Regions from separate parts of the Homo sapiens genome. Here region 1 is linked to region 2. Evidence: chromatin loops called from intact Hi-C (ENCODE). Cell type or tissue: MCF 10A. All regions are shown on one strand. Each heading gives the region's core, and the rest is flanking DNA. Links, peaks and the distances in the headings are about the cores only.

The links. Hi-C counts contacts between places; a loop is a spot of excess contacts. Peaks named below come from ENCODE experiments on the same cell type or tissue, not always from the same donor. Only the 100,000 strongest peaks of a DNase experiment are listed, where the experiment ranks them.
Region 1: it touches region 2 in a loop (6-fold over the local background); 1 of 110 quality-filtered maps calls a loop at or near these places.

The regions. Positions count from the first base shown.
Region 1 is chr9:8,361,160-8,371,606 of GRCh38, forward strand. All of the region lies in intron 39 of PTPRD (protein tyrosine phosphatase receptor type D), which reads right to left. Among named protein-coding and RNA genes, the nearest start is that of PTPRD-AS1, 490 kb to the right of the region's middle. In MCF 10A, for the core only: no CTCF peak of the experiment used is centred there; a DNase peak (open chromatin) is centred at 5,582.
Region 2 is chr9:8,890,948-8,901,394 of GRCh38, forward strand. All of the region lies in intron 11 of PTPRD (protein tyrosine phosphatase receptor type D), which reads right to left. Among named protein-coding and RNA genes, the nearest start is that of PTPRD-AS1, 38 kb to the left of the region's middle. In MCF 10A, for the core only: a CTCF peak has its summit at 4,994; no DNase peak of the experiment used is centred there.

The DNA.
Region 1 (10,447 bases), core at 3,577-7,576, 530 kb before region 2:
TTTTTTTCTATTTTCTTCTTTCTTCTCAATGAAGTAGCAGAACATTTTAAATCTAGCTCTGCTTTCACAGATTAAAAGAAAAATTTTAGCAGGGGAATGTGAAACTTAGAATGTCAAATAACAGGCAGTGGTGGAGGCTTTGATGAACTGAGCCTAATTAAAAGTAAAGGTGCTGAGTGAAAATTTTAAAAGACTGCAAGCCAAATGTTGCTAAGGACAATTTGGGGTACAAGCTTTCCAAAGAGGGAGGTGGTTTTAATACTCTGTAATCATTTTGAAACTTCATGCTATAAAAGACTTCAGATGTAGAAAAGCAGTCTAGGTATCAGATTATAACAGCATAGGACACCTAGTCTAGGAGCACTCAACCTGGAGTCGAGAAAGCAGTAATAAATGCCCTTTACACTACCTCTGTCCATGGAAATTGAATATTTACCTGAGATAAGGTTGCCCAGGCTATTAAAATCTCAGATGTTGAATGGCAGTTATGTAATGAGTTTCTTTGAAAAACAGAAAATGAATTGCCATTTAACAAACACTGCCTGGAATGTTGATAATTGAAGCTGTGTGATGCGTGCTTGGGGGTTCATTATACATTCTCTCCACTTTGGGGTATGTTTGAAAATGACCAAACTAAAAAAAATTCTGAAAAAACAGCCTCCTTTGTTCCCGCTTAAGGTAAAGCACTTTCTAAGTGTACAGAAGTCCCCCACAGGGCAGAAATAACAAAGAGGATCGTGTTCAGACCCACTCACCTTCTTCCAATAGCTAGGACTGGACTATTGGTTTCTTAAGCCATAGCCAAACTGTGATATGGTGAAGCTTTAGCAGAAAACCATGTGACTTGATGAGATTGCCCATGCAGAAATGCAGGCAAAGAATTCAGCAAGAGGTATGTAGACCACCTTGGGAATTTGTACCTTTGTACAGTATGCAGGCCACAAAGCTTCACTCTAAAAATGACTTACATGTAGAATTATTATCTCAGATTTTAAAGATGTGTTTATTCCTAAGCCTTTAGAAAATATAAACACAACAACAAAGGCATACATACCTATCTCTTGTAACTGGACTACATTCACAGAGCTCCTTACTAAATTCTGGAAGAGGTTTTGCTAAGCTTGTAGCTTTACTATTGTACCCTACAAACCAATAAGTTTGAGTTTAATTGAACCAAGATAGCAAATGGATTTCAGACTATAGTACCTCAGAGAAAATAGTCTGAAACCAGGTCAATCATTTTCAGACACACGAAAGAGGGATGAAATATTAACCATAGATTGTAGAGGAGGATTTTTGTGGTTTGTAACATGATTGGTTATGGTTTTTCAAATCTAAGTAGCAAGCATGAGTCCAGACTGAGAAAGCCTCTGCCCAATTGATTAGAATTGGAGTTGGTTCAGGTTGACAAAGTGAGAGTTTAGGATGTGAAGAATGACTGACCACCTATAAACCAAAATTTGGACTGAAGTTGTTTCTTCAAAGAAACAGATTTCTAGAAAACCAATCACCATCATCATAATCATCATCAGAGTAAACAAGCATTTAATCTATCTGATTTTATCCAGTTTTCCTCTGAGAAGATGCCATTGGCAAATGACCAGACTGTTCTCTACCTTTCTACAGAGCTATAACTTCAGTCAAGTGAGTGACTTGCACAAGATCATACAGTTTTATCCAATATCTCTTATTTTTCTACATTTCTACAATTATCATTTTTTTGATCCTGAAAGCTAAGTATGTAGTGAAAGTCATGGAATTCAGAGTTGTTTTTATTAAGACACACTTAAAATGAAGATTTAAAGATCCAGGAGCTTGATTTATCAGTTTAACATTTTAAAATTGCCTACTATATATGCAATTGCCTACTGCTTTAGGAAGTATTTGATTTTTACTAGGGTTTTTGAGCATGTGTAAAACATAGATTATATCTGGAGACCATTCGTGGTCTCTGTTTGTCCATACAAAAATCCAACAACCCTAGCTCTTGATAAAATTTGGAGGCTTACCATTGTGACCATTTGAGGTTGCATCTTATATACATTTATCTTCTGCATTCATTTACAGTATTCACTCTTAGCTTGGAGGACAGTATAATTTAAAAAACCCAGCATCTTCAAATAATCTGTATTTAGACAACACATAGGTCAAATCTCAATATAAGCTCTGCTTCAGTGACAAGGAGGAGCCTTACCGCAGTGAAGGGAAAAATCACAGAAAAAGGCACTCCAATTCACAACTCTTCTATACACATCTAGGGGTAGTTAGGGATTCAAGAGGAAAAAGCAAATCAACCAGGTGAAAATGGCAACAACAACAAAAAAGATCAGGTGGCTGTTCTGAAAAAAATTAAAAGGCCCTTTTTCCTCCTCTCTTACCTATTTTATAGATTGACCAAAAAACCCTCAGTTTGGGTTGTACTTGGGGGTTTTGCTCTTCTCATCCAGTCCTGTGAAGGAAATTCACATTGCACTTAACTGGGTGATCAGAATAGAGCAGTGAGAAAGAAATTAATAAGCCTTTGCAGGCTGACCAATGTCCTATTGGGGCTCAAAAGTTTGATGGGATAACTTGGAAGGTCCAGCAACTTAGGAGAGTTTGAAGACAGACAGCCCCCACCCCCAGCTATGTTTTGTATCCAAAAAGAAATTTTTGCTAGCTGAATTCATCATCATTTACTTTGTCCTCAGCACAGAGACTGCTTGCATATGCAAGCTTTTATTTCAAAAGGGATTCTCTTCTGATTTTGGTGTCACTTTATACATTTCTGTAACAAGAAATTCTCTCGGCAGCTGTACTTATGTTAGAAACACAAATGTACCTTATTAATGCCAGTTATCAAGGCAAAGGGTTTGAAAATACTTGCTAAACATTTGTTTATTTATATACAATATTTCAGAGTTTTACACAGCTAAATACTGGCATATAACAAACACTGTGAGTGTGTGAAAGAAATATAAATGATTCCAGCAGATGGCATGGTCAGAAGCAAAGGGTTTGCAAGTGCAAGAAATAGCACAAATCCAAATTGAGAAATCTGAATGGCTGTAATTGTAACACATCTACAATGGAATCAAGAAGGTCATTTACATTACGTTAAGAAATACAGAAGCAGAGTCTTATATAAGCGTGTTACACAAAATGGAGATTTGGCACATGGGTTATCATTGGACAGTGTACCACACACAGTTTTTATTTCGGTTCCAGCAGAAAAACAATATTGACAAATTTCTTTCTCTCTTTGCTTCCTACTTTATCGAATAGAAGAGGTAACAATAGCATCTGCTGCAGCTGGCTGGAGCCTGAGATGAGGAAATTGTAGCTGATGGGCCTCCCAAGCATATCGACACTAAAAAGCTCATGCTACAGCCACGGCACAGCCAGGCTAGCACTCCAACGGGAGCGGCAGATACACAAGGCAGCCACTGTGAACCAGAGCAGGGCCTGCCAAGACAGCATGTCAAGTAATTTTTAGTGGCCTGAAGTGGTTTCCACCATCACAGCTCCAGGCACTGCCGCAAGGCAGGACAAGTTTATCTATCTCTGACATCTTCTCCATCTCCCTTTGGCATCGCTCTACGATTTTCTGCTGCGGTAGCCTCACTGACCAAATTGGTACCCAGTGCATTCAGGGTGCTCCCTGGCTACCCATCAGCCTTTCTTCCCATTATTCATGGGCTTGAAGATCTGGGATGCTTAATTGGGTCTAATGTGTCAAAATTACCTACTCCAATCATCTTGGTGTCAAACATAACACTTCCTCTCAATATACAGGTGCTTTCTGGTTATTTTCCTAATGCATCTAGAAAATGTTAAGGGACCCTTTAATCAAATTGATTTGAACAAAATTTTAAGGACCATACTGCAGTGGAAAACATACTAGACCCGCAGTCTGAAGACTTGAGTCCAGCAGAAGCCTATGGGAAAGCTGTCAACCTCATTGGCCTAATTTTGTTTTCTCAACTCAACTCTGAAATTTAAAAAAAAAATTAAAAAAAGAGAAGGCTGCAGGAGGGGAAGTGGTCTGAGAGTCTGGAAATGTCCCTTCCACGGCTATGATTCACTGTGAATGAATCATAGTCCTGTTTCTGAGTTCAAAAAGAGGCCCACTAGCCCCAGTAAATCTTGAATTACAGGAAGATGTAAAGAAAATATTTTTGAGTTAGGATGTAAGGAGAGTTAAGAGCACAAGTTTCTCCTACCCACAAGCTAATATTTTACCAGAAGTAATCAGGTAGCAGTTATGAAATGCATTTTTGAGAATGGACTTTTTTCCTACTTTCTTACCTATTTCACATACTATTCATAAACCCTGTATTTTGGGGTCAGCTTAGGGGGCTTGGCTCCTCTCATCGAGCCTGGGGAGGGAAATTCACATTGTATTTAGCCAGGCTGATGAGCATGGAGAGCAGAGTTCCACCAATCCAGTAAATAAGGTTCAGCAATGTGGCACTCAGAGGTAGAATAAATGAGGTCATAAATGAGTTGTTGTTTTCCCATCCAAAGGTGGAGTATGCTTCCCCATTCCTTGAATCTGGAATGGCCCCTGACTTGTTTTAAACCAAGGAATGCAGCAAAAGCAATTGTCTCAAAAGGCCTTGTAGCTTCCCCTTTGATGTCCTCAGAACCCTGAGCCCACTGGACCAGGATGAAAAGCCTTGGGGAGAAAGAGAGACCCCATTTGGCTTTCCCAGCCCTTCAAGCTGACTGAGAAAAAGAGCTCAGGAGAGATAGGCAGAAGATCCATGTCCTGCCCCAAGTCAACCCACAGACTTGCGAGAAAAAACAAATTACTGTGGTTTTAAGCCACAGTGTTTTGGGTTGGTATTTGTAGGTAGCAATGCTAACTGACAGACATACCCTCCGTTCTGCCAACTCCTGTGGCACACAGGTGTACCAGAAACAGAAATACGGTTATAGTATTTTAAAATATGATTCAATGCTCAACACCAAAACAAATGAACAAAAACAGAGAGAAAAGAAATATTCTCAAAATAATCATAATTCTCATCATCCTCTCCCTTTCAGACATTAAATGAAATTTGAGCAAGAGCAAGTGGCTGTTTACCATTGGAATGGAAGAGCCACAGTTAATCCTGACTCATTTTATCTAGTTCTTTTTTTAATATACTAGAGATATGACAAACCATACACTCAGCAAGCACCACTGTGCACTGGTGAAACACTTAACTGCTGCCTCTCCCTTGATGAACTGCAATGTAGAGAAGAATTTTGGGGGGAAGTGGAAGAGGTATTGAGGGAGGTGAGATGGGAAGAGACAGAAAAAGCAAGACTGCTCATGTCCCTTGGAAGAAAGTAGACAAAAACAAAAAATGAAAAATATTTAAGTTTTTCATAAGCAACTCATCTTTGGTAAATTTCTGTGATTTAAAAATAAGTGTGCTGTCCCAGAAATCTGAACCCTCAAAAATCAAAGGGCAAAGAATTTCAGGAACCTGCAAGCTTGAGGAGGCAGTCTGACATTATGACTCACTTTCTTTCCATTCATCTCATCTGTTATCTTTGGCCTCCATTAAACAATGAGAAAGGGACAGTCACTAAGTCATATGCCACTTGAGGGCACTCCTGGGGCTTATTGTTTGGAACTGCCAAAATGCTGGACGTCATACCAAGTGTGAATACGAAGCAATGTGACTAATATCATAGCACAAAAGACTAGCATTTATCAACTCCAAAGAGCATGGCCCTTAAAACTAGCCACTTTGAGAGGACAAAGATTTAATGCAACGCTGCCATGGTGCAAAAATATTTTTGGAACTCCTTCTTGGCAGTAGAGTTAAACGCCTACGGCCTGTTCTTTTGAATCCAGTAATGGTGGCACATCTTTGTCCTTGAAAGTGGATTTATTTATTTATTTTTCTAGTGCCAAGAGATACCTGGAGCCAAGCGTATGGTTTGTATGGTTGGTGACCAAGGTAAGAAACACTATTAGATTTCTTTTCAAGTAATGAGCCTAGTTCTCTGTATGCTTTAAAAGGTTATAATTAAAGTAAGTCTCACAAAGAAGTTCTCCAAATATTTAAAATAAGAGTTGCATTCAAATAAGCATTTTTTTTTTAAGTTAGAAGCTTTGAGGTGGGTTATCGTTTGGACCCAATAATTCTGCCAAAATTAAAAATTAGTTTTATTACCATAAGCAGTGGTTTTCATGTAGGGGCGATTTTATATCCAAGGGGACATTTGGCTATGCCTAGGACATGTTTTTATTGTAACAATGTGGGGGAAGGGAGGTGAGGGTGGTGAGCAAAGCCCAAGGACGCTGCTAAGCATCCTATAATGTATAGGACGGCTCTCATAGCCAAAATTCTACGATCTAAAATGTCCAAACTGCTGAGGTTAAGAAACCCTGCTTATAGAAACAATTGGTTCTAATAAGCAAAGCATTTATTTTAGTGCAATGATATAATTATAACAGTACTTAACACATTTTTCCGTGTTAAATATTCCAGTTGCCACCCATCTTCTATGTTAATGTATACATGCACATGTTTTCTACTCTTCTGAATCAACAATTACGTAGAACTCAAACTCACAGTCCAGAAAATATAATAGTATTCTTTGTGGACATTAACAGAGTCAATTTAAATAACTGTGAGGTAAAACAATAATTTTTAAAAGTCAGTAACTGTAAACATTTGTTGACTTCTTTCTATGTAACAGGCTAATGAATCACTTTACACGGCTCTTATTTAATCTTTAAAACCAATACTATGAAAGAAATACCACTATTATCCCCACGTTACTGATCAGGAAATTGAGTCTTAGAAAGATTGTTTAATGTGCTCGAGGTCACAGATGCAGTAAATAGTACAGCTAAGATTTGAACTCTGTTTGTTAGAACAATTTCAATTGCAGAGTTTTCACTACCATACAATGCTGGCCCCTAAGAGCAGCTCTATGTGCTAGGAGCCATCTCATTTGTAGGTTAGGGACAGTTCTACCCCCATTTGTAGGATACACATTGAGCAAAATGGAAAATGGCAGTATAATATACACATAGATCAGAAAGGGGGTTCTCCTTCTGATTCCGCTTACTAGTTAAGTACGTTTTCTTCAGCAAATCACTTAACTTCTCAGGGTCTCAATTTCCTTAGCTGGCGAGTGAGGAAAGTAATAATGCACATCTGCCACTCTTATCATAAACATCAAATAAAATAAGTGATGGGGAGATGCTCTGTAAACAGTCACTTACAACACAAAAGTGAGTTGGTTGCTATTCTTAGGCACGAAATGGGAACAGGATTGGTGATAGGTTCTCAGTTGCCCTTGAAGGAACCTTCATCAAATAGACCTGATATATGATTTTGAAGTTAGATAGTATTGTATTACTATTGGCCTCACCTCTCTTCCACTGCATTTATATCTATTATGCTTCTTTTCAAATAAATTCTGCATTTCATCAGGCAGCCAGAATGCTCTTCCTAGCACCTCAACTTCTCCATTTTGAGTTTTACACTTTATACCTACTGGGGACACTATGCAATTCCTTTTAATGCTTTTTTTTTTTTTTTTTTGGTTCCATTACTTTTAAACTATTTTGGCAGAAGGAAGATATTTTTCTATCATAGGACTGTGCCATCAACAGACTGAAGACCCAGCCTCCTGTTTTTAACACTATGTTGTTTCATAAACTACGCATTTGCTTCTTATACAGAATTATTGGTGTATGAAAACAGAATCTGGCATAATGGGTTCCACATGGCATAATTATTTTTCCTTACCTTAAAATGTTTCCATAAATAAGGACATAATTTGTACACTCCACCCATTCTTATCGAGATGTTGGCATTTTTAACAATCCTACCTTTCATCTACAGAAGGCTAGCATCTCCTATTCCGTAATTTACACATAAAGATAAACCCCAGGTTTAAGGAAAACATGGGTCTATGGTTCACGTTTGTCAGCATCTCAAAACTATCACATGCTTTGGCAATACTTGTGGTCTTTGATCTGAAGAGACATTTGAATGGAACATTAGAAGAAATAAAAATGGAATTTAGAATGAATGGTTAAAAATGTATTAAACAATTTTCCACAGCACTCTTAGCTTCTTTGGATCACAAGGTCTTTTGTTTTTATGCTCTTATGCAATGCTTTCCAAAATCTTTCTTTTGACTTTGAAAAGGCCATTTTCATCACTATTGGGTTGGGCTTAGGGGTACATGGTTATGCTATGAATATGGCCTACATAGTTTCCTGGTTGTGCTTCCATATGCAAAGTCAAAAAGTATTATGAAGATTGGAACTTAGGAGTTTTTACAACCCCAAACTGGCATCTGATTTTTTACTGGGCCATTTTAGTGGCCTGTTGGTGCTTCTAGGACCTTATTGCTCTCTATGTGGTATGCAGTCCCTATTCCTTCCAGTTCTGAAGAGTGGTTTGATTCTATGATTGTGATAGATTTAAGTGATACTCAGGAAGCTTATTTTATTTTCCTTGAGACTGTTTCACTTAGAAGATCAATTCAGGAGTTGTGATCTATCCCCTTTTCAATTTTTTTCATAAATAAATGTTTCTCTTATGAATAGAAAGTCTTCCTTTTGTCTTAAAAAGAGTTAATGTGACATAAGATTTAGTATCATGGGTCAAGGTTTTATAACTGATTCACTGAAATTACAGCTTTTTCCCAATGTATTCATTCTAGTATCATGGGTCAAGGTTTTATAACTGATTCACTGAAATTACAGCTTTTTCCCAATGTATTCATTCCTAACAAATGCAAATACTTAGAGCAAATCAGTTGTCATGTCCCTCTGGTACTAGAATATAGTCTTTATAGAATATGTGGTTTAGAATAAAGCCACAAATTATTCTATAAAACAACATAAGGAACAAGGCTCAAAAGTGGAACAAAACGGCCTTAGTTTCTAAGTGGAAGACTAAGACGATATAGGAAAATGTAATCCATGACCTCTTAAGAAAATCTCAGTTTAATAAATAGAAAGTTCTGCCCCAAAATCACATTTTATAAATAAGATAAAAACAATACTATATGTCTCTATTCATGCACTGCACATATATATATACACACACACACACACACACACACACACACATATATATATATGTGCTGTGAAGAGATAATGGCAAATATCTGACAACCTTTACACATGTGCAGTAAAGAGCTAAGTATAAGGGACTAGGTGGTCTCTGCAATACGAAGAGTAAGAACTGGATATAATGATGGGTAAACAGGCCATGGACTTTGAAATCAGGATGAAATGTATATGCTGTATGACCTTGAACAAATCACTTATTACCTCCCTGTGCGGAATGCTCTTTGCAAGCAAAATATACTATTTTCTGGATTAAATGACTGCTCAGTAATACTTGGAAAACAGTAATGGCTCCATGATTGGTAGCTATTGTGATTATTTATGTTCCAGTGATTAAAGAATGGAAAAGACTCACATGCTAGCAATTGCCTTTGATTTAGAAAGAGTGAAAGAAAGGCCAGAATATAGCAATGTGGTATGGAATCAGAAAGGAAGGAGTGGCTCATTCTGACCAGGTCACCAGGGAAGGCTTGACAGAGAAATCAGAGAAATGCCCCCAAAGGGACAGCAGAAAGGGGAGCTAAAAACCATCATGGGACCTAAAGTCTGGAGAATCTGCCTGATTTATAGGGCCATGCAACATGGGGAACATAATGGCCTTGCCACCACTAGTAGTATGAGCTCAGGCAAGCAAGCTGATCTTACCTGGCCTCTGCTGTTTTTTCTTCTGTGAAATGGGAGACTAAAATTACTCCTTGTAAATTACCACGGGAAGCGAAAAGCAGTAACACATATAAAGCACTTATGACAGGGCCTCTTCAGTTGGCAAGAAAGATTATTTGATGTTGAATAAGTGCTCAACTATCCTGAACTATTAGTATTGCTACAAAATGGGGAGCTATGTCTAAATTTAATCATGGAATAGATGGTATGTGGGAAAGAACATGAAATGTAGAGTGGTAGAAAAAGGAACTCAGAAATAGTTATAAGTAAGGCAAAGGCAATTTAAAAAGTAAGCTCTCATAAAGAAATACCCCAATATAAAGGGAAAAAAATATAGTCTCTAAGGTGAAAACACAAACCAAAAAAATCAGTCCAGCCTTGAAACTCTTACTATTTTTGTAAAAATTACTAAAATGCCATATGTAATTCAACAAACTTGGACAAGCAATTATTGAGTGCTTACTAAGGTGTAAGAGCTGGGGGTAAAAATGTACATAAGCCATGACTCATGCCTTCTGAGATCTCAAGGTACGTATGATCTGCACACATATAGCTAAACTTGCACAGTGTGAACCTATTCTATGAGAATTTACAGAATATTTAATTCTTCCTGTGGGAAGATAAATGGGGAATAAGCTTAAAATGTTTCTCCAGAGTTACAACTCAAATGTCTACAAGATAAAGCAATGTCATAAATGTGTGTAA
Region 2 (10,447 bases), core at 2,500-6,499:
TGCCTTTTAGGATTACTGATGAGGTAAGCTTTATCATTTTAAAGTGTAAGTAAGTCATGGGGTTTTTGAAGTGAATTGTATCACTTTAAAAATAAGGATCAAGGTCTTTGGAAAATCAATTAGCCCCTGTATTTGAACAGATGGGATACATACACCTCTCTCAGAACTTCTGTGCTTTGAATTAATCTAATTTTTTTTTTTTTTGAGACTGAGTCTCCCTCTGTTACCCAGGCTGGAGTGCAGTGGTGCGATCTCCACTCACTGCAAGCTCCGCCTCCCGGGTTCAGGCCATCCTCCTGCCTCAGCCTCCCGAGTAGCTGGGACTACAGGCACCCGCCACCACGCCTGGCTAATTTTTGTATTTTTAGTAGAGACGGAGTTTCACCGTGTTAGCCAGGATGGTCTCAATCTCCTGACCTCGTGATCCGCCCGCCTCGGCCTCCCAAAGTGCTGGGATTACAGGCGTGAGACACCGTGCCTGGTCAATCTAATTTTTTTTTTTTTTTAAGGTAAGCGTTCTTTAACATACGTGGAAAAGAGTGATCTTTAAAAAACAATGCTAATACATTAAAGAGCCATTTGTTATATGCACAAGTTAGCAGCGTACAATTTGATACAAAATTAGCAACTGATAATTCTGAAAAACAGCAATTTCTTCTTACTAGGAAAGCCACACAATGGCCTGAATTCTTCTCCCTGCAATGGACGCAGCGATGGAGGCAGGATATACTCATACACCTGACATGGCAAAATTGGGCCAAGTAGTATGTTAATGGTGCCCTTTGTCATGAGTAAATGCATTGAAAACATTTATTAGGAATTGCCACAGAGTTCTAGGAACCACTGGAAGCAAAATAAAGTCATTCTGTGACTGCTTAAAATCACCTTGGGAATCCCAGCAGTCGTGGAGTTGGGCAGATTTAGGTGATCTAAATCAACGTCTATGTCTCTTGTATAAGACTTAATTTTATCTCTGCTTTTCTGAGTGGGCTAAAAATCCTTGTGATTATCTTCCCCTTCTTAACGTCCCCTTATGAATGCTTGTTTTCTTCTTATTCGTTCACATACTCTCCCCTTTCTACTCCCTCCCTTCCTGCTTTTCTTTTCTCTGTGCTTGAGGTTTGGGAGATGAAAGGAAAGAAACAGAATTCCACTCCGGGCTTCTTCTGATCCTCTGCTGACCCCAGCCCTAACAGCATGGGAGAGTTCAGTATGACTAACTCCTCCATCCACGCTGCTTTTCCTCAGCTTGTGATGGAAATTTTGTTCAGACCAGTGTAGAACTCCTTGGATTCTGGCATATGACTTCTCTAGCAGGGAGTAGGCCATTTGTGCCGATGGATATGGGGAGTCAGTGCAGGAGGAAAGAGGACCTTTCTTCATCATCACAGACTCTGAACCACTATGTTAGAACTGGAAGGGACTCCACAGAAATCCTTGCCCAATTTATTTATTCATGCCACAAACATTTTCCAAGAATCTGTGTTAAGCACTGGGGATGCAGAAATATAAATCCTTTAGAATCTCTCTTATTATGGATAAATATAATAATAATACAAAGTTGAATATATATATATGTGTGTGTATATATATGTGTGTATATATGTGTGTATATATGTGTGTATATATATGTGTGTATATATATGTGTATATATATGTGTGTATATATATGTGTATATATATGTGTGTATATATATGTGTATATATATGAGTGTATATATATGTGTATATATATATGAGTGTATATATATATATGTGTGCGTATATGTGTATATATATATATATGTATGTATATATATAGACAAAGTTCTACGGAAGCTCAGAAGAAAGAACCACTAGTTCCAAGGTTGAGAGGAGGGAAGATTTTACCAAGTAGTGGACATGCAAAGGCCCAGAGAAATAAAAGCACACAGATAATTCACTGAAGGAAGGAAGTGTGAGAGTATAGGCATGAAGTCTATGGAAGTGAAATAAGATAAAGACAATAAAGTGAGTCATGAAATTAAGATGTCATTGATAATCTTGACGTCCATGTTGGTGGAATAGTTGAATCCAACTATAGTGAGACATCAGGATATGAGAAGAAAAACTAAGTTTTCTAAGAAGTTTGATGGTGGATAAGAGATGAACAGTTTAGACATTTAATTAGGATGCTGAGTAAAGGAAAAAAATATATATGATAGAAGACATTTGAAGAGTTTTGTTTTGTTTTGCAAATAGGAACGGACCAAGAGAGAAAAAAATCTGATGGGACAAGAGAGGTTAAAACAGAAGCATGTTCCTGGAGATAATAAGGAAAAGATGTGAACAGATTATCATTTAATGGATTAGCATTGTATTGGGCAGCAGCCACCTTTCATTATCAGGAGACAGAAAGAGATAAAAATCTGTGTTGCCACCTGCAAAATACGAAGGGAGAGTAGAGAAGGGAGCTGAGTGTGGAAAACAAAAGGCTTGTAGAGAAACAGAAAGCGAAGTGACCAAGAAAGGACCATGATGCTCAAGCTCAACATTTCCAGTAATCAGAGAAACACCATTTCACTCTCAGAAAATTGACAAAACCCAACAATCCGCAAGCAAACAAATAGCAATCTGACAATTTCAAGTGTTGGCAAGTGTGTGGAGCAGTGAGAGCTCTTATGGCTTTTTGCTACACCTGCTTTGAGAGCACTTTGGCACAATGTGGTAAAGATGCAATCATACTTCCAGGTATGCAGTGGGGGACCTCTTATGCATGTGCACAAGGAAGATATAACCTAAGTGGCCATCAATAAGATACACATTTGAAAATGTGGTATATTAATTGGGCCACTCTTCAGAAGTTAAAATGGACTAGGGATGCATCTATCAAAGTGGAAACACATTTATGACACAATGTTGAGGGAAGAAAAGCTCGCTGTAGAATGGTATGAATGGTAAGGAACTATTTATGAAAAATTCAAATCCCACAGAACAATTTTATATATCATTAATGAATACATCTGCATATGTGGAAGTAAAAAAAAATAGACAAGAAAAGATATACAGCTCAAACATATTGTATCTCTCACATTGTATTTTGTAAAGCACACCCGAAGATACGCACACAATGGAATATCAGGCAGCAATAAGAATAACCAATCTAGGCCAGGTGCGGTGGCTCATGCCTGTAATCCCAGCACTTTTGGAGGCCAAGGCGGGTGGATCACCTGAGGTCAGGAGTTTGAGACTAGCCTGGCTAATGTGGTAAAACCCTGTTTCTACTAAAAATACAAAAAAATAGCCAGGTGTGGTAATGCGTGCCTGTAATCCCAGCTACTCAGGAGGCTGAGGCAGGATTATTGCTTGAACCTGGGAGGCAGAGGTTTCAGTGAGCCAACATCACCCCACTGCATTCTAGCTTGGGCAACAAGAGTGAGACTCCATCTCAAAAAAAAAAAAAAAAAAAAGTCTGCAACTGCATGCGACTGTATGGATAAACCTTGCAAATATAAGGTTGGGCAAATGAAACCAGACACTGACAAATACATATTGCATGATTTATATAAAAACAAAAGTCCATGTATCCTGATAGGAGTCAGAATGTGGGGGTTGGGGGGTGCTTAGAAACTGTAAGTGGGTATAGATGTGGTCATACATGATGCTTGTAATGTCCTATATTTTTATCTAATTTTTGGTTGCACAGGTGTTTTCAACTTATGAAAAGTCATTAAACTGTACACTTAGTAAATATTTAGTAAACTGAACGTATGCTATATTGCAACAAAGTGTGTGAAAATGCCATTTGAAAAAGGAAAGTAGTTTTGGGGTAAAACGGCGTATTAACATTTATTTACTCTTGGTTGATGGGCTTATAGTTGTTTTTATGATATGTCCTTGTTGTTAATTTAGAATATTTCATCACAAAAAAGGAACACAGGAACCAACTTAAATTAAGAATTACAAATAGTAGATGGCACCAATCAACAGAGAGAGAGACAACACACAATTTGGAGCCCAGAGAGCCCAAGAGATCTGCTTGTGGCAAAACCGAAAAAGGAATCAAGTCTCTTCACTTCTCACTGCAATGCAGTGCTGTCTTTTGCATATATATTGTCACAAGCTTTATCTTTTCACTTTTTACTTTGGAAACTGATTCAACTTCTGCCTTTAAGTCTTGTGCAGTACTCTTACACTGTGTTAGTAACTATATTAATTACCAATTAAAGAACTTTGCAACCCTCCTAGCAGCTGTAGATATTTTTAAACATGGGGATTTGAGCTAGTTGAAAGAATGACAATGTTTCCTTTTCTGCTTTTCAGACTTTCCCCAAAGCCTCTATGAGACTATTTTATAAGATACACCAGGATAAGATCAAAGCCCTTCCAAGAGGGTCTGGCATTCTCTATCTTTTTGGTTGCCAAAATAAAAACATAAGTCAAATTCAACACTATTAATGGATAATATGTTCCCACTCTCTCTGTCCTTTTGAAAAAGAGACTGAGAGTTTTACTTTGGAAATTCAGTGATAGTGAGTTTGATTTTAAATACACCAAAGAGTTGGAAACTATCTTTTAGATAATAGAACTTTCAAACAGTGTGGAAGATTTTTCAGGGAAGTCCAACAGACTTCAACTCACTATGAATAAATAAAATCGAGAATAAAATGTCCTTTGTAGCATGCTTTCTCCTCTCCCCGATATGTGTGCAATTCCTGTGCCCTGCATTCGCTTTTTAATGCTCAGATAATCCCAGGTTTTTAATCCATGTCACTTCAGCATGTCACACTTGATTGCAGAATTTGGGGAAGACAATGAGTGCTGCTGAAATGTGAGACACTCCTCCAGACTTTAGTTTACTGTGTAAAGACAGGTAGGAAGAGCCTTCTAGATTTAACTCTCATATATCATAAAGCTAAAGCAACGAGAAAACTATACATTTCACATTAAAGTTGGGCATTTCTCTTCAGAGAGAAGTTGAGCCGAATAGCACTTGTTAATTCCGAGGTTCAGCACACTCCTAGGAGCCTGTTAATATTTGCTGCCCCCTGTAGTTTGCTCTTGTAAAAATCCTTAAAAAATCAAGAGAGCTATTTAAAACTCCAGTTGCTCTTTTAAATCTGACACACTTGTGGAATTTCATTTCCTATCTTTTTTCAGTCCAACTCCACACATCAGAGTGTTGACATGGGGCAAGACAAGGGAATACTACTGTGAGCAGTAGTGATTTCATTTAAGTGAATAAACTGGGGGAAATGATTGCCTTTTAAACATGCAGACTATATTGCACGGAGAAAGCCTGCTCACATAAATATAATTTTCTTTAAAAAGGCAGAGGAAGCTTCTGTTAATTGAACTACTTTCTCAATTTCCTATTGCCTTCAGAATTGGTTATGGACATGATTTCCATTGTCTCCAATCACAATAGCTTCTAATAACATTAAGCTTAAAATAATACAGAAGAACAGGACAGACTTGTGGTTTGTTCATTTGCTGAAACTAATATAGATGGCAGAAATTTTACCCAAGCTTAAAATAGCATAAAATAGCATATAGAACACAAAAGTCAACACTGGCTCAATGATGAATGAAATTTCATTATAAAGAATCACAACCTAACATCTAATTTTAGTAAAAATTTTGGAACTAGTTATTGCCACAAACAAATGCTGGGGCAGAAGATAATAAAACTGTTTACTTTATCAATAGATTAATGAAGAGGAGTAGGTAATTCTGAGATAATATCATCCCATAGTCTGTGTGACTTGAATAGTTTCAGGTTTAATTTCATGATTCAATTGGCCTGCATATACGTAACTCCCAGAAAGATTATAGATGAGTGCAATTAATTTGTACAGTGCTAAAGCTTCCCACAGGCACATAAAACATTCCCTTTAGTTCCTTTAGAGTTAATATTACAGATTCAGGTTATTTTTCATCAGAAATGAATCCCAAAGTTGATAATTCCAATCAAATTGGTAAAAATAAAAGCATACCTACAGTTGCTTTGAGATCAAGAAAGAGAACTGTAGATTAGTTCTAATTTTATATAGGTAACTGAAGTGAATAAATGCCTCTTTCTAAAAAGATAAAAACAAATTAAAGGCTTTTGATAGGAGAAACTTTAATATATCTACAATACTGTGAAATACATCAGGATAAATTATGTTTGCTGATGATCATTTTCATTATGAAACTCTTACAATATAGCCATAATATTTCATTTTGTTGAGGTAGAGACAGAGGCCAAAATCTATCAATCAAGGAATATTTATTAAATGCCTGTGGGTTCCCTGCTGAAGGGAATATCGAACAAGCGTAAGTTGTAGACACTCATCTCAAGGTACATGCAGACTGACTCATAGCTAAATGAGTGAAAAGACAATAAGCATAAGAGAAGTTTACAAAGAGATGTTTTTTTTTCGTAGCATGGTCAGAAGGTATGGATTGAGCTGGGCTGGAATTTAGATAAGAAGACAGATGTGCAGGTTGAAGGGATCAGAAAGTGCTTCTGAGGGTTGATACACTAAGTGAAGCTTTGAGGTAAGCTACCACATAGTGATGGTGTCTGGCTAAAAGCAGACACAGAGAATGTGTGGAAGATTTTGAACCTGGACCTAGAGAGTTTTGATATCCCCAGAGAGGGCCTTCGCCATGAGCTGTCTGCACCAGTAAAACAACACAGACAAGGATTTCTTAGTGGGACATACCTCCAGGGGAACCCAGGACTCAGTACCAACCTGAACAATGCTTTCAGGGTACCCTGATGGAAAGACCTGGCCAGAAGTAAAGAGCCTCCTCTGGGAATCTGGTAAAGACGTTGGCAACCTGAGATATGGGGGGCACACAGCTGGAAAGAATGCTGAGTTGGATAAACATTTGATTCCTTGTCACTTTCTTACTGTGTGAACTTCAGGATTGGCACCAAACTTCTCTGGCACTCCAACTCTTTATTTACAGAGTGAGGATTAGTAACACCCCATCTGCCTATATCATGGAACCTTAGCGAAAAGCAAATGAGATAATATGGCAAAAGTACTTTGTAAACTGTAAGATGCTACATAATTAAAGATTTGCATCAACATTCATGACACATTTTCTCTGATTCATTAGCTGAAATATGGTCACCATTAACCTTCTTCCACTCTTCCCTATTAATTCATTTCCATTTCTCACTTCTCTGCCCTAGACACTCTCTTTCCTGAAAGTTTCCCCTCCTCATCCCTTGTCAGTCTTCTCATGCCCTCAACTCTTATGTATGATTTGTAGGACATTATCCATTTTTACTCATATTCTCTTTTATATAAGGATGTGTGCCTCTCAGTGGCATTATCAACTCTGAGAGAAAATGAACTTTTTTTTTTCTTTTAAAATAACTATCTGAGAGCCCCAGGAATCTCCTATACTTGGAAGCAAAGAGTTGGGGATAGAGGGGAAGGAGAAGAAAACTGAAAGTTTGGTGATGGTGGCAGAGGAAAACCTAAGTACAAACTGACCCCATCCCAGGTAGCCTGACTGTTCTCTCATTCTACTCTTGGTGATTATTTATACAATGTAGGTGGCAATCCAGATTTCTATTTTATATGGATTGAATTGAATAACTACAAAATAATAATGAGTTAATAAAAGTATTGCATTACATTTTACATATATAAAATAGCATTCAAAAACTAAATTAAAATACAGAGGTTGAGTGAGATTTTATATTTTCTACATCAACTACTTTAATTGAGTATCTAATCCATAAGACTTGGCACGAATAAGATCTCAATGCAACTTTTTTCAAACCTCAGGAAACAGCTTAATTTTTCCCCCACTGATGACAAATATTGTTCAATTATTACTAACACTGGTATGATGGGACAGAATTTGGAGGACCATGCATATCAGACAGAGAAGTCATCTGTGAAAGGTCATATTAAGTAGGGGAAATAAAGTGATAGATTTTATTTTTTAACAAGACATGTTTGTTTTATATATAAAAAGACTATTTTCATGTTTCAATCAACTCACTGACAAAAGCAAAAATATAACTAGGAAGGCAAATAGGCAATAATGGAACATAAGTGGAGTATTTTAATAAAAGTGACTTCATGAAAATTTGTCATTTTGGATTATCTGCATCAGTGATCCACCTATCAAATGTCTCCCTTCATAAATTTCTGTATCAGATAATTTTTTCTCTCTTAAAGAGAGCTGCAGAGCTAACGGAGAACCAGGCAAGATAAAAAAAAGATTGTTTATCTGCTGGGCAGGGCTTATAAAGCCATCTTGCATTTGCTACAGAGGCCTAATCCAAGAGCACCGTAATTATCATTTCTGAACCTGGGTCCCTCAACTGGCATTTCTCCTTTGACTTACAACACCTGAAAACTAAAGGTAGCATGCCCTCTTTAACAAAAGTGAGTTGAACATAATGGACTCTGTGTTCCCGTATTTTTAAAATTGACTGTGTTCTCAAACATTAATTCAAGCAGTTGCACAATTCAAGGGATGGGATTGTGTCTCCGCATTTTTGTTGTTCAACTAGAGATCGGCATATCTCCCAGCTATGAGTATGCATAAACAGCAACTGCAGGTAATACTTGGATGGTGTCAGAAAGGTCTCAAAGCAGAAATTTTCTGGAAAAGTGCACTAAACAGATTGTTTCCATTTTTGCTCCCCCCATCCTGCAAGTGGTAGCTGTTTCATGGCAAGGAGCAGTTGTGGGAAGGTTGTTGAGGGTGGTTTTAAAGGAAACAGCCTGTGTTTAGACTGGAGTAGTTGCCTGGAACCCACAAAAGTGAACGTTTCTCCTTTCACTTGCATTTGCAATGTGTCACAATGGGGATTGCTAAATTTCGCCCAGATGCTAGTATATGCATGTTTTAGGTATCCTTGTGGGTGAGTGCTTGGCAGTCGGCATGTTGCCTTTGAGAGTAGAGTAAAATGAGAGAAGTTCATCCGGTTAAAATCTAGACATTCAAAGAGCAACAAGTATTTGTTAAAGTTTTTAGAATGGGAGCAGATAAACGATTTGGAAACATGAATCTTTGTGGAAAAACAAATCCAAATTATTCCAAACATGCTTGAACACATCTTCTTTTTGAGATCATTTTTCTTTCTTAAATTTTTTACTAAAATCTTTGGTCAGTGTAGATGTGTATCAAAACTGCATTGTCAAGCTGAGTAATGGACTATTCTATTCAACGACTGTTGGTCATTTTTAAGGCCGTGAGCGGACTTATATGACATACTATATAAATAATTTGTTAAAATGATATTTCATAAAATAATTAGGTTCAAAGGTATTACCTTGGTGAAAAAGCACCATTAGAAAGTAATACAAATATCCCTTTTAATGTATCAAAATGTATGTTTAAAGGAGGCAACAGGTTATCATACCATTAAAATATTTGTGCACAGGAATGAAGATATTGACATTTAAAGAACATGATGGCAAAATAATGTTTTGGATTTTGCTAGAGTTTTCAAGAGTTTTAATTGCTCATCTAAAAACTGTAATAAAATGGCACAATCATAAACAATAAAGAACAAACCCAAATTTTGTATTGTAAATGGAGTGAATGGTCCAAACTGTTCATTTTCAGAACTACACTATTATTAATTTTAAAATAATCAGTCCTTGGGTCAGGTCACTGTTTGCCCAGAATTTGACCCTGCATGGTGGTGCTCCACCAATTTTCCTTTTGGATTACATTGATATATTTAAGTAGGTTGGGGATGGTCATGATGCTGTAGTAATGATAGTATAGCAGTATGAGTGACATAAGGTCTTTCTGTAGAATCTTCAAAATGCTGAGAAAGACAGTCTTGTTTGTAGTGAATAAACCAAATTAGCACTGAACACACATTAAATGTGGGGGAAAATGGTCCCAAAGAATTTAGGATTGCAGTTGTAAAACAAATGCTTGGTTTAGCATAAGATTTCAGCAATGCTTTTTAGTAGGCATATTGATATAATATTTTTGGCTTTGAAAGCCAAAACTGACAGCTTTATAGAATTCCATCCAACTTTAATTTTCATTTTTCAAAAGTAATAAATGTCTTGCTGACCTAAGTACAGGTAAGTACATGATGATAGCATTGATATCAGTAGGCTTTATCAGATTGGAAAAGGGGATATAGAAAAAAGGAGGAAAAGGACAGTATCAGGACACATGCAAGAAGGGCATTTGAACAGTTACTAAGAAAGGGCAAAACACAAGGAACAGAAAAAGGAGAAGCCAAAGAGTTTTCAGTGAGCTTCATGGGTTCATTGGAGCTCAACAGCTCTGCACATATCCTGCAGTGTATACCACGACACAAATCTAACATTTGCATCTTCTGTACTCTGATTGTTTCTGATGGGTAAGAGTCTGAGCTCAGAAAGCCACCTAAACTGGCTGGGAAAAGTTCCAGAAGAGAAAGAAACAAGCCAATGGCAAAATTCCCTTTCCTCAATTATGACAGTGAACTATTTCCATCAATATGAATGACTAGTCATAA